2 separate regions of the Homo sapiens genome follow, and region 2 is linked to region 1. Evidence: chromatin loops called from intact Hi-C (ENCODE). Cell type or tissue: testis. All regions are shown on one strand. Each heading gives the region's core, and the rest is flanking DNA. Links, peaks and the distances in the headings are about the cores only.

Region 1 (5,384 bases), core at 129-5,128:
AAACATAAAATTCTAGGTGACTTTACTGTTTAGACCCCAAAAACCCACTTCTAGGAGTCTATCTTGAAGATACACTTGCTTAAGTGAGAAATAACATATGCATATATGTACTAATTGTCTATCACAAATAGAGTAACAATTGTTCCAGTTTGTCCAAGGCTGAGGGATTTACTGGAACTCAGGATTATCAGTGCCAGAACTGGGACAGTCTTGAGTTAGTCTTAGGCAAACCAACACTGTTGGTCATCCTAGTAACAAACTACCCTAAAATTTATCACCTTAAAATAATATATATAATATATATATATATTTTATCTCACAGTTCCTGAGAGTCAAGAATGCAGGGAGAGCTTAGCTAGACTTCTACTTTTAGACTCTCACAAGACTGCAACCAAGGTGTCAGATAGGGCTGAGATCTCATCTGAAGGTTTGACTAAAGGAAGATTTGCTTCCAAACTCACTTATGTGGTTTTTGGCAGGATTTTGTTCCTCAAAGGCTCTGGAATGAAGACTCTGGTTGCTTGCTAACTGTGAACGATACGGTGTCCTCAGTTCTTTGCCATGTAGGCCTCTCTAACATATCAACTTACTTCATCAAAGCCAATAAGAGAAAGAATTTGCTAACAAGACAGAAATCACAATTTTTGTAACCTAGTAACAGAAGTAACACCTTCAATATTGCATATTCTATCTGTTAGAAGCAAGTTACTCGAGGGGAAGGATTATACAATACTAGGAGGTAGAGATCATCACCCAGGACTAGCTTAGAATCTGTCTGACCCTGGGCTTAGGAGTATCAAATACACTTTGTGTTCCATTTCAAATCCTCTCAACTCACAGCCATCCAGCATTTTCTTCCACCCAGAGGCAGTTCAGGTATGAGGGATGAGTTCCACATTGGGCAGATGTGAGGGCTAACCTGATTAAAAAGCTCACTCTTCAAAGGAGCCAATATCTCCTGAGACAACTCCCTAGACATTGCTTTTATTGCCCCAAGATGCACCTTAAAAACGTAACCACTTTCAGGGAAGCACAAAGCATCGCGTCCCTGGCAGATATTATGATTTGTTTATGGTTCCTCCCAGTCCAGATGCAATCTACCAATCGGGGTCATTTTTATCATCAGCAATGCTGCCTAGAAATGGAGTTTGCATTCTACCCTTAGGAGGTTGCCAGAGTATCAGAGCTCCACAGTTAACCATAGGTTCACCATAAGCTAAATAATCATGCACAAGGGAATTGTTTGCTTAACTTTTACTCACCCACCCTCATGTGAAAGAATCTACAGATTCCTCTCCTCTTTAAAAAAGAGCTACTATGGCTACAGGGGTGTTCCAATGTCTTTGGAAAACCTGTAAGGAAAGATATGGGTGAAGGAAAGGAATTCCAAAACCTGCTTTATCTCTTCCCCTTGTTTTTCTTATATTTCCTGCTTGAAGTACAAGGCCAATGTGTTTTGGTGGATTTTGTTTTTGTAAATAGGGAGGCTACTGTGGCAGCAAGTCAGCCAAGTCATAGGGCTTCATCTGAGAGCCTCAGTCTGTCTAAAGTGTTTGGGACTATTGAAGCCGAAAATATAAATGTCACCCACTTACTATTATGTCCTGCAGATAAGAGGGTGAGACGGTCTTACCAGGGACCAGAAAATCACCTCTTAAGCCACACTAGACCCACCATGGGTGGCAATAAGGAACAGTTTTCCCTAACCCAGCTAGCTCACTGCCTCCCAGGTAGGCCTGCATGCTTAGGGCATAGGTCCCATGTAGGTGGGGGCCTCTCACCTATAACTGTTCCTCCCCAAGGCTCCTGAGCTCATAGGCCCATTCAATTCTCTGCTCCCTTCTATAGTGCACCCTCTTTTCCTTGCCAAGATTTTGACACTTGCCTCCATTCCATGTCCCCTAGGATAGAGCTGGAGAGCGTTTAGGGTCCATATGGATGAATGGCAGGATGAAGGTCAAGCATCTATTTACACAGCAATCAAGCCATTTCCCTGGTGAGAGTGCACGCCTTAGTAAAAATCATCTGCTCCATTATGCTAAAAGGGTCTCTGGCTCTTTTCTCCCCTCCTTTGAGTTACATTATAAAAAGATCTTCTTCTGGCCTCTTAGCTTGATGGGTAGCATGCCCTAGGGAAGGGGAAGGCAAGGAACTCATTCTGTACATCAATACTTCCCATTTTACAGAAGCCTGCCTTGTTTGTTCCAAGAAACTGAATGTCCATGGAAAAAAGTTCCCCCTATAAGCAGACCTCACCTTCTCTCAGGTATAGCAGGCAAACTCTCCATGCAAACTCGTGTTTCCATCTTTAGGGCTCTGCTCTGACCTCCTTATGGCTAAATCTCCCTTTGCAGCTTGTAGACTGGCACCAATCCAATGGAGAAAACTTGGTCCTTTTTTTCCCCTCCATGAGCCCAATAAGCTTCTTTAATGATTCTAGTGGTGCTTCGGTCAATGATTCTAGTGGTGCTTGAGAGAGCCAAGAACAGGCTCTGGGGTGAAACAGACAGCTGGCATCTGTGAGCCAAGAAGGGCTGTGCAGCAGTTCTCTAATGGATTTGTTGAAGAGAGGATATAAAATACGGGGCAAAGTCCGAGAAGGCAGAGAGGGAGAGCTGGGAAAAGACAGCAGATGTTGTAAAGATACTCTTTCAAGTTTCCTGTGCACTAGGAATCTGCAGATGTACGTTGGCAGGGCTACAGTCAGAGTGCAGCGGGAGGCTGGGGTTTACACATCTGGAAATCATTTGGTAGAGGGCAGAGTTCAAATGCTTTCTGCTTCAGCTGCCTCAGACAAACCTCGCCGTGCAGGCCGGGGCTGCGTGAGGGGCTGGCCGTTCACAAAGAAGTCCCTCTGGCCCCACTCTTGTGGAAGCCCTACCTAAGCTGGTGGGTTTTCCTCTGTGTTGGTTCAGTCACATGGAAAAGTTGAAAGCATTATAAAAAGAGAGAACAGGACTGGGGAAGGAGGGAAGCAAAGAAGAGAATGCATCACAACTGAGAGAAGCCTGGCTGGAAATCAAGAAACAAAATGTACTTGGACCAAATCCAGTGCATGAGTTCACTTGAGAGCAAAGAACACCATTCAGGAGAGGGGAAAAAAAAAAAAAAAAAGCCTTTTCTGTGCATAGTAACACCCAGGGATCATGCTCACACCACATTTACTTTTCTCAGAAATCCCTGTACATTTTGCCTTCATTTATTTCAAGAATGCGGAGGGCTCTCTTGATCCCGAGGGAATTACTTACTTCCTTTTGAAGGATTTATGGGGTTCTGCTGAGAGAAAGAGCAGGTCTCCCAGGGCCAGGTCATCACCCCACTGACCTACAGCCTCCTGCTGTCAAATTGAGACGTGGTCCTCCCTCCCAGAAGGGAGCCAGGTCAAGCCAGGGGCTTTGCTCCCCTCAGAGGAGAAGCACATCCTCAGGGTGAAATTGGGTCCTGGTTCAAAGTTCCTGCCGTGCTCAACTGTGCAGATGATATGGCTTGCAGCTGCTCACAGGCTTAGCGTGGGGGCCATGTACTCATGTTTGGCAAAGTGACCTTTTGAGGGGTGGTAATGAGTGAAAGGTGCGGGGCATACCCACGTTGGTTAATCTGATCCAGGACCTCAGAAGGATCAGAGTCCACCTAAAAGGATGAGTAACAAAATACAACAAAAAATATAGTAAATGCCAAATATGAGATAAAACAAGTTTAGACAGAGCTCCTCATAATCCTCATGCCCATAGCCTGCTTATCTTTCCATATCCTCTAACTTGAGGCATGTGTCTGCTATCCCCACAGTTGCCCAAGCCAGAAAAGACCAGGTCTCCCCCTTTATCACCATGCATATCCAACTTGGCCACTGGGCCCTGTTGATGATACACCCTTAGCATCTCTTGAATGTTTTGCCTCCACCCCAATGCCACCACCCTCAATAGCTCTGGCCTGACCACCGCAGCTGCCTGTCAGTTTGTCTCCCTGATGCCAATCTTGTCCATTCTCTGAGTTATCTTTCTAAACCTAAATCTGAGCGTGCCTCTACCCTAAATGGTCCAATAGCTCTCCATGGCTTTCAGGATAAAACTCAGCCTCCTGAGCATGACATGCAACATCTTCATGATCTGGTTTTTTGTCCACCTTCCAAACCTCATCTTCAGGGATATGCTGGTAAATGTTTAACAAGCATACCTGCAGACATACCACTGCGTTATCTTATACGACTCACACTCCCCCTCAAGTGACAATGAATTTCTTTCAAATTCCTGGTCATTCCATAATTTCTCCCTCATCCGGGCCTTTGCACATATTTCTCTCTCAGCCCAAAATGACCTTCGTCCTGGCTCCCCCACATCTAGTCATCCTTCAAGTTCAAGCTTATGCAAGCATAGTGAACACCAGTGGCTACCAATATGCTACTACATAATTGTGTGCTGGTGGGGCCTGCTGCACTAGGTGATTCTTGAGAACAAAGACCATGCTTTATCCTTGTGTCCATACTGCCTTACACCCTTCCTGGAACATAGTAGATTTTCAGTAACATCTGAATTAAAGAATAAAAACAGTGCTTTATTTATTTATTTATTTATTTATTTATTTATTTATTTTGAGACAGGATCGCACTCTGTCGCCCAGGCTGGAGTGCAGTGGTGTGATCATGTCACACTGCAACCTCAACCTCCTGGGCTCAGGTGATCTTCCCATCTCAACCTCCCAAGTAGTTGAAACCACAGGCATACATACCATGCTTGGCTGAATTTTTATTTTTTGTAGAGACAGGTTCTCCCTATGTTGCCCAAGCTGGTCTCAAACTCCTGGAGTCAAGAGATCCTCCCACCTCAGCCTCCCAAAGTGCTGGGATTATAGACATGAGCCACTGCACCTGGCTCCAGTGCTCATTTTTAATTTTCTAGTTACACTCTACTTTCTTGTAAAAAGATTCAAGGTTGTAAGTGCTGCAGGCCCTGCACTGAGACGAAAACCAAGCTCTGTGAAGGACAGAGTAGTCAAAGAGTACTTCATGGAGAAGAGTTGCCAGATACAGCAAATTACAATATAAGATGCCTAGTTAAATTTCAATTTCAGATAAGCAACAAATGCTTTCTTAGTACATGTCCCATGCAATGTTTAAGAAATACCTATAGTAAAAAAAAAAAAAAGTATTTGTTTATCTGAAATTCACATGTCACTGAGTGTTCTGTACTTTATCTAGCAACCCTATCTTTGAGAAGGCTGTATTTGAGCAAGATCTTGAAAGATGAGTCAAATTTAGAGAGGACAGAGAGAAGGGAAATTTATTCTCCTAACTGGGGACCAGCAGGAGGGGTGATAAGCAAAGCGCACAGAAAATGGAAACCTGCCAGGCATTTTCAGATTGGTCTAATTAGGGCATGAGGTTTATG
Region 2 (5,384 bases), core at 303-5,302, 530 kb before region 1:
TCTTGCTGCCACCATGTAAGAAGTACCTTTTGCCTCCCGCCTGATTCTGAGGCCTCCCCAACCATGTGGAACTGTAAGTCCAATTAAACTTCTTTTTCTTTTCAGTCTCGGGTATGTCTTTATCAGCAGTGTGAAAATGGTCTAATACAACCTATTCTGGTCATCTCTGTATAACTAACTCAGAACTTTGAGAGTTCAGATCCTGTGCTTGTGGTCTACTTTCTAAATGTCAGTCTTTCTTCTTTCATTATCACTTTCTAGGAAGTCCAATTAGAAAAACTGAAATTGAGATTAGAAAATCACTTTGACTTCAAAGGGGTATTGGATGGCCTATGGTTTTTATTCATCTAATGATTCTTAGTTCAAGTATGAATATACAGATATATTTTAAATTGTCCCATCGCCTTTTAACATTAATACACAAATGTGTCTATTGGTTCTAGACTCCCACCTGTTTCACAGTGAGAAGACCAGTCTTACAGATCCCTCTTTAACTATTTCTAGGAATCTATGAGCATACACACATATGTGCCTAAGCCAGGGTTTTCCATCTTGCCAGTGCTGGCCAGCTAGTTCAATATATTGGAATCTCTGAAGTTAAAACTTTATTCTTACAACTATATTTTCACTGTGACAGCCTACTTTTACAGAGTTGCAAATTAATGGGGCCCAATATGATGGAACTGGAGCATGATAGCTGTGCCTCAGGATGAGAGATCTTGCCACTGCCCTTATAAAGTGAGTAGGGGACACTCCAGTTTTAAGCTTAGCTGGGTACTGAGGAAGGAATCCCAGTAAGGATTCCTGTTCCCAGTGTGCCATAGTATTTAATACTATGATATACTTCAATAGATATGCTTATTTTTTTTTTCTAGGTGAGCAAACACAATGGTAGGATGCCAGAATCAGGATGTCTATGATATCCTCCACCACATTTAATTTAGACCCTTTACTCACCTACAATTCTCAGGCTTGCTTCTGATTTAGATTTATTTATTCTTTTAGTGCAGTCTTTTTTTCTAAATTTATTTTTAATTGACTAATACTAGTTGTGTCTGTTTATGGGGTACAATGCAATGTTTTGATCTATGTATCCATTGTGGCAAGATTCCATCAGACTAGTTAACACTTTATCACCACTTCGCCAACTTACCATTTTTTGTGTGTGTAGTGAGAATGTTAAAAATCTATTCTTTTAGTAATTTTGAAATGTACAACATATTATTAACTCTGGTCACCATGCAGTTGCAATAGATCACTACTCCAGTTTAACTGAAACTGTCCTCTTTGATAAACATCTTTCCTTTTCCCTCCCTTTCCCCCCACTTCGTAGCATCTGGTGACGACCTTTCTATTCTCTGCTTCGATGAATTTGACTTTTTTAGATTCCACCTATGAGATCATGCAATATTCGTCTTTCTGTGCTTGGCTTACTTTATTTAGCACAGTATCTTCCAGTTCCATGCATATTATTACAAATTACAGAATTTCCTTCGTTTTAAGGCTATACAGTATTCCGCTGTGTACATACCACATTGCCTTGATCCATTCGTCTCCTGAGGGACACTTAGGTTGCTTCCATATTTTGGCAATTGTAAGAAATGCTGAAATGCATAGATTTACTTTGTAAAGACTTATCCCCTCTGTTGGGGTTATCTCAATATATCTGATACATTTGATGACTGTATCCCAAGGGTTAACAGGCTTTAATTCAGCATGTTCTTCAGATGCCGTGTAAATTAATGGATGAAAATAGATTTGCAGGAGATGGGGTGTTGCCTTTCTATACTCTACTAGGTGAGCCCTAGCTCCAGCCTAACCAAAGCCCATGTTACTATTCTCAAACCACTTTAGGGTTCGTTTTAATTTTTGGACACAGTAAGCTCTTTTTTTTTTGTGTTACAGGGAGTTTGCACTTATTTTTTTCTCTTCTGGGAACCCTGTGCCCCTGATGATTGCTCAAGTCTCAGTTTAACTGTCACCTCCTCAGAGAGGCATTTTCTTCTATTATATTACTCTATTTATTTATTCTTTAGCACTTTTCATAGTCTGCATTTATTTTGTTTATTTCCCTGTTCCCTTGTTTCATGTAAGAACCACAAGAGCAGCAGCCTTGCCTGTCACCACTACATCCCAGGGCCTAACATAGTGAAGGACAGAATACATAATAATAACAGTTAACATTTATTGGGCACTTACTATTTGTAGAGTACTGTACTAAGTACTTTTACATCTATTAACTCACCCAGTCTTAACTTGCTCGTTTTTTACAGATGAGGAAGCTGGAACTTGTAGGGGATTTAAGAACCTAGCCACACATCAAGCACTTGGTAAGAGGTGAAGCTATCTATGGTTTGGTGACTCCAAGCTTTCAGCTTTACATTATTCTGCCTCTCCTCATCTGCTTCTGCAGGCGGTCATGTTAGCACAGATCAAAGTCATGCCATGGTCCCAGTACCTTTTTTCTTTTCAAAAGTTATCTCAAGTTGTATTCATTTGCCTTTGAAGAAAACTTACTATTTTCCCCTCTATCTAGCATGATGTCTTACATTGGGGGACCATGTCCTAGGTCACCAAAGGTGTCAAAAGGCTTTTCAGCCCTGGTTTTCCAGATCTGTGCACATGTATCCTCTCCAGAATGACCAGTCACTGGTAGGAGGATGGTCATGCCTTTCTTGCTCATTCTACAGTCCACTGACCACTGCCAGAGGCTTTTTTCCTCTCCACGTGTAAGCCTTCTTATTTCTTTCATCTGGGTGGTGTCTGTTCTGGTGTTACAAATATTTTTTTCTCATTCTCTTTGTGTATACTATGTATGCTGATTTTTCCTCAGTGTTTGCCTGCCATACTGACACCAGCTCCCTCTGCACTTAATGCCCCCCTCTTATTCCACATGTGATGGGGCAGCCAACTGCCCAGACTTTAGAAGGACTGGAAAGAGACGGTTTCTTTTTTACCCTGTGATACCCTTTTTCCATTCCCCAGTAAGCTGTTCCTCCAATGCTGTCTCTGGGGGACATGTTGCTGCTCTTGCCTGGAGCTGCACTGGTTACTTGGTCTGGGCTCATGTACAGCTCTAATTCAATTTACAACACAGTTACATAACTGTTCCCAGTCTCCAGTTGACCTTGATGTCAAGCAGCGGTCAAGTTGTACCAGCCCAGAGAAAGGAGGAGGAATCTCTGGTCAGCCCTTGAGAACATTTTAGCTGGGGTTCTGGAATGGAATGTGGCACCAAAAGGCCAAACCAGACCAGTAAATTCTTTGGAAGTTTGAAAAGCGAGTGTTGTTGATTTTTGTAAGACGGATGCTGTTGACTTTCAGGGCAATCCTGTGTCACTCAGGATTGTGTTCTTGGACCAAAGATGAGGGTGCTGTCCTCTTTTCCCATGAATCGCTGTAAGTGGATGAGCCTTTCGGCCTCAATGGGAAGTGCTCCTAGGAGTGTCTTGGCTTGGAAACTTCTCAAGGACAAACCTTTAGCACATTCTTTTCTGAAGAGTTCTGGTTCTAGTCAGTTCTAAACAGTGACAAGAATAGCTAAGTTTTGCTTCTGTTCTTAATAAAGTCAGGAAGACAGGGGTTTTAGCCAAAAAAAAAAACAAAAAACAAAAAACAAACAAATACAAACTAAAGCCTGGGCAAATCAGTCAAAATTTCAGAAATGTAATAGTATGAAAACCCTCTAGGAGCAAGTACTCTGTTTATTTTGTTCTCTGCTATATCTTTACACCATGAATAATATCTGGTATGGACTAGGTACTCAGAGAATATTTGTTGGATGATGTATAATAGGATCTGTGGATTGTGACAAGTCATCTTTTTCTAGTTAATCTTGCAAAGGCTACCATACTAGAGATTTTCAGAAGTCTGTTTTACATATTTTAATCATATATGTGTTTGTGCAAATATAATGCTAGATAAATATTCTACAAATGTATGCATACAAATGTCTATATCTATCATGATTAATGATCATTAACTGGTTACTCATCTATGATAAGCACATTAGTAGATTGTGCCTGGATTTAAAGATTGCCTTAAATAAACATCTTTCATTTATACTAATTTGACTATCCTCATTGACAGAACTAGATTCACGGGACTTGTGAGATTTATGCAGTTACAAAAGGTTCCTTGCTTAGAAGGACCTCATACTTGGTTTAGTGCTCTTCAAATTCATAATAATTTTTGAACAAGATGACCCTATATTCATTTTACACTGGACCCCACAAAGGTAATTCTGCCAGAAGTATAGAGAGAACAAGTGTAGAAAAATACTATCTATCTAATATCACCTTTTATATATTAACAGCCCTGAGTGAGAACAGTTGCTTACTGACTATGGCAACAACTAGGATAACACGTGATATGGGTTGGCTGTATCCCCACCCAGATCTCATCTTGAATTTTCACATGTTGTGGGAGGGACCCAGTGGGAAGTAATTGAATCATGGGGCAAGTTTTTCCCGTGCTGTTCTCGTGATAGTGAATAAGTCTCATGAGATCTGATAGTTTTAAAAAGGAGAGTTCCCCTGCACAAGCTCTCTCTTTGCCTGCTGCCATCCATGTAAGATGTGACTTGCTCCTCCTTGCCTTCCGCTATGATTGTGAGGCCTCCTCAGCCATGTAGAACTGTAAGTCCAATTAAACCTCTTTCTTTAGTAAGTTTCCCAGTCTCTTGTATGTCTATCAGCTACGTGAAAACAGGCTAATACATCATGCATATCAAGAAAGGATTAATCTACTACTACTTCAAGACATTAACTGATTAATTAACTTTACTAATGACAAATGCACCAAATATATATTCTTTCAAAAAGAATAATCCAGAATGTAATTCGTGAATTCACTGGTAGCTCTTCTCTGCTGTCAACTATCTCCGCTTTAGCAATCTCTGCCTTCCAAAATTCAATAAATTTAATAGGACATAAATATTCATAAGTCATCCATATTGTTTATCTTTTTTGACAGCACAACCATTCTCATTCCTGAAAATTCCTATTGTTTGGCTTGTATCACATTTTAGTACTTGATGAAAATCAATTTTGAATTCGAATACATGCTGCAATCTAGTTCTTTTTAAAGGGTTTCCACATCAAATGATTTTCAAAATTTTGCTCCCCAGAAAGTGTAGATAGGGCAACATATATAATGCTAATTTTTAAAATATTACATAGCCCGAAACTGGGCACATAATAGCCAATGAGTAAATACCTAATTAAGTAAATTGAACTAACTAGCAATTAGTAATTTCCTATGTACCATGCAGGAACATACACATAATAACTTTCATGTATCTTTTTTTAAGTAATGGTTAAACTCCTAAACAGTTGCTTTTGCTCAAAAATTTTTAAAGTTGCCAAATATTAGATGGTTGCCTA

What was found. Peaks named below come from ENCODE experiments on the same cell type or tissue, not always from the same donor. Only the 100,000 strongest peaks of a DNase experiment are listed, where the experiment ranks them.
Region 2: it touches region 1 in a loop (4-fold over the local background); 4 of 110 quality-filtered maps call a loop at or near these places.

The regions. Positions count from the first base shown.
Region 1 is chr5:67,266,038-67,271,421 of GRCh38, reverse strand. It overlaps TILRLS (TCL1A interacting lncRNA, retroperitoneal liposarcoma associated), which reads right to left and starts at 3,400. Exons shown (of 3, transcript NR_186086.1): 1 at 3,249-3,400; 2 at 1,886-2,129; 3 at 1,240-1,352. In testis, for the core only: no CTCF peak of the experiment used is centred there; DNase peaks (open chromatin) are centred at 2,751 and 3,031; H3K27ac peaks cover 3,272 bases.
Region 2 is chr5:67,797,846-67,803,229 of GRCh38, reverse strand. LINC02997 (long intergenic non-protein coding RNA 2997) reads right to left here. Exons shown (of 3, transcript NR_130779.1): 3 at 2,172-3,520. Among named protein-coding and RNA genes, the nearest start is that of LINC02997, 7.3 kb to the right of the region's middle. In testis, for the core only: no CTCF peak of the experiment used is centred there; DNase peaks (open chromatin) are centred at 3,109 and 3,399; H3K27ac peaks cover 3,042 bases.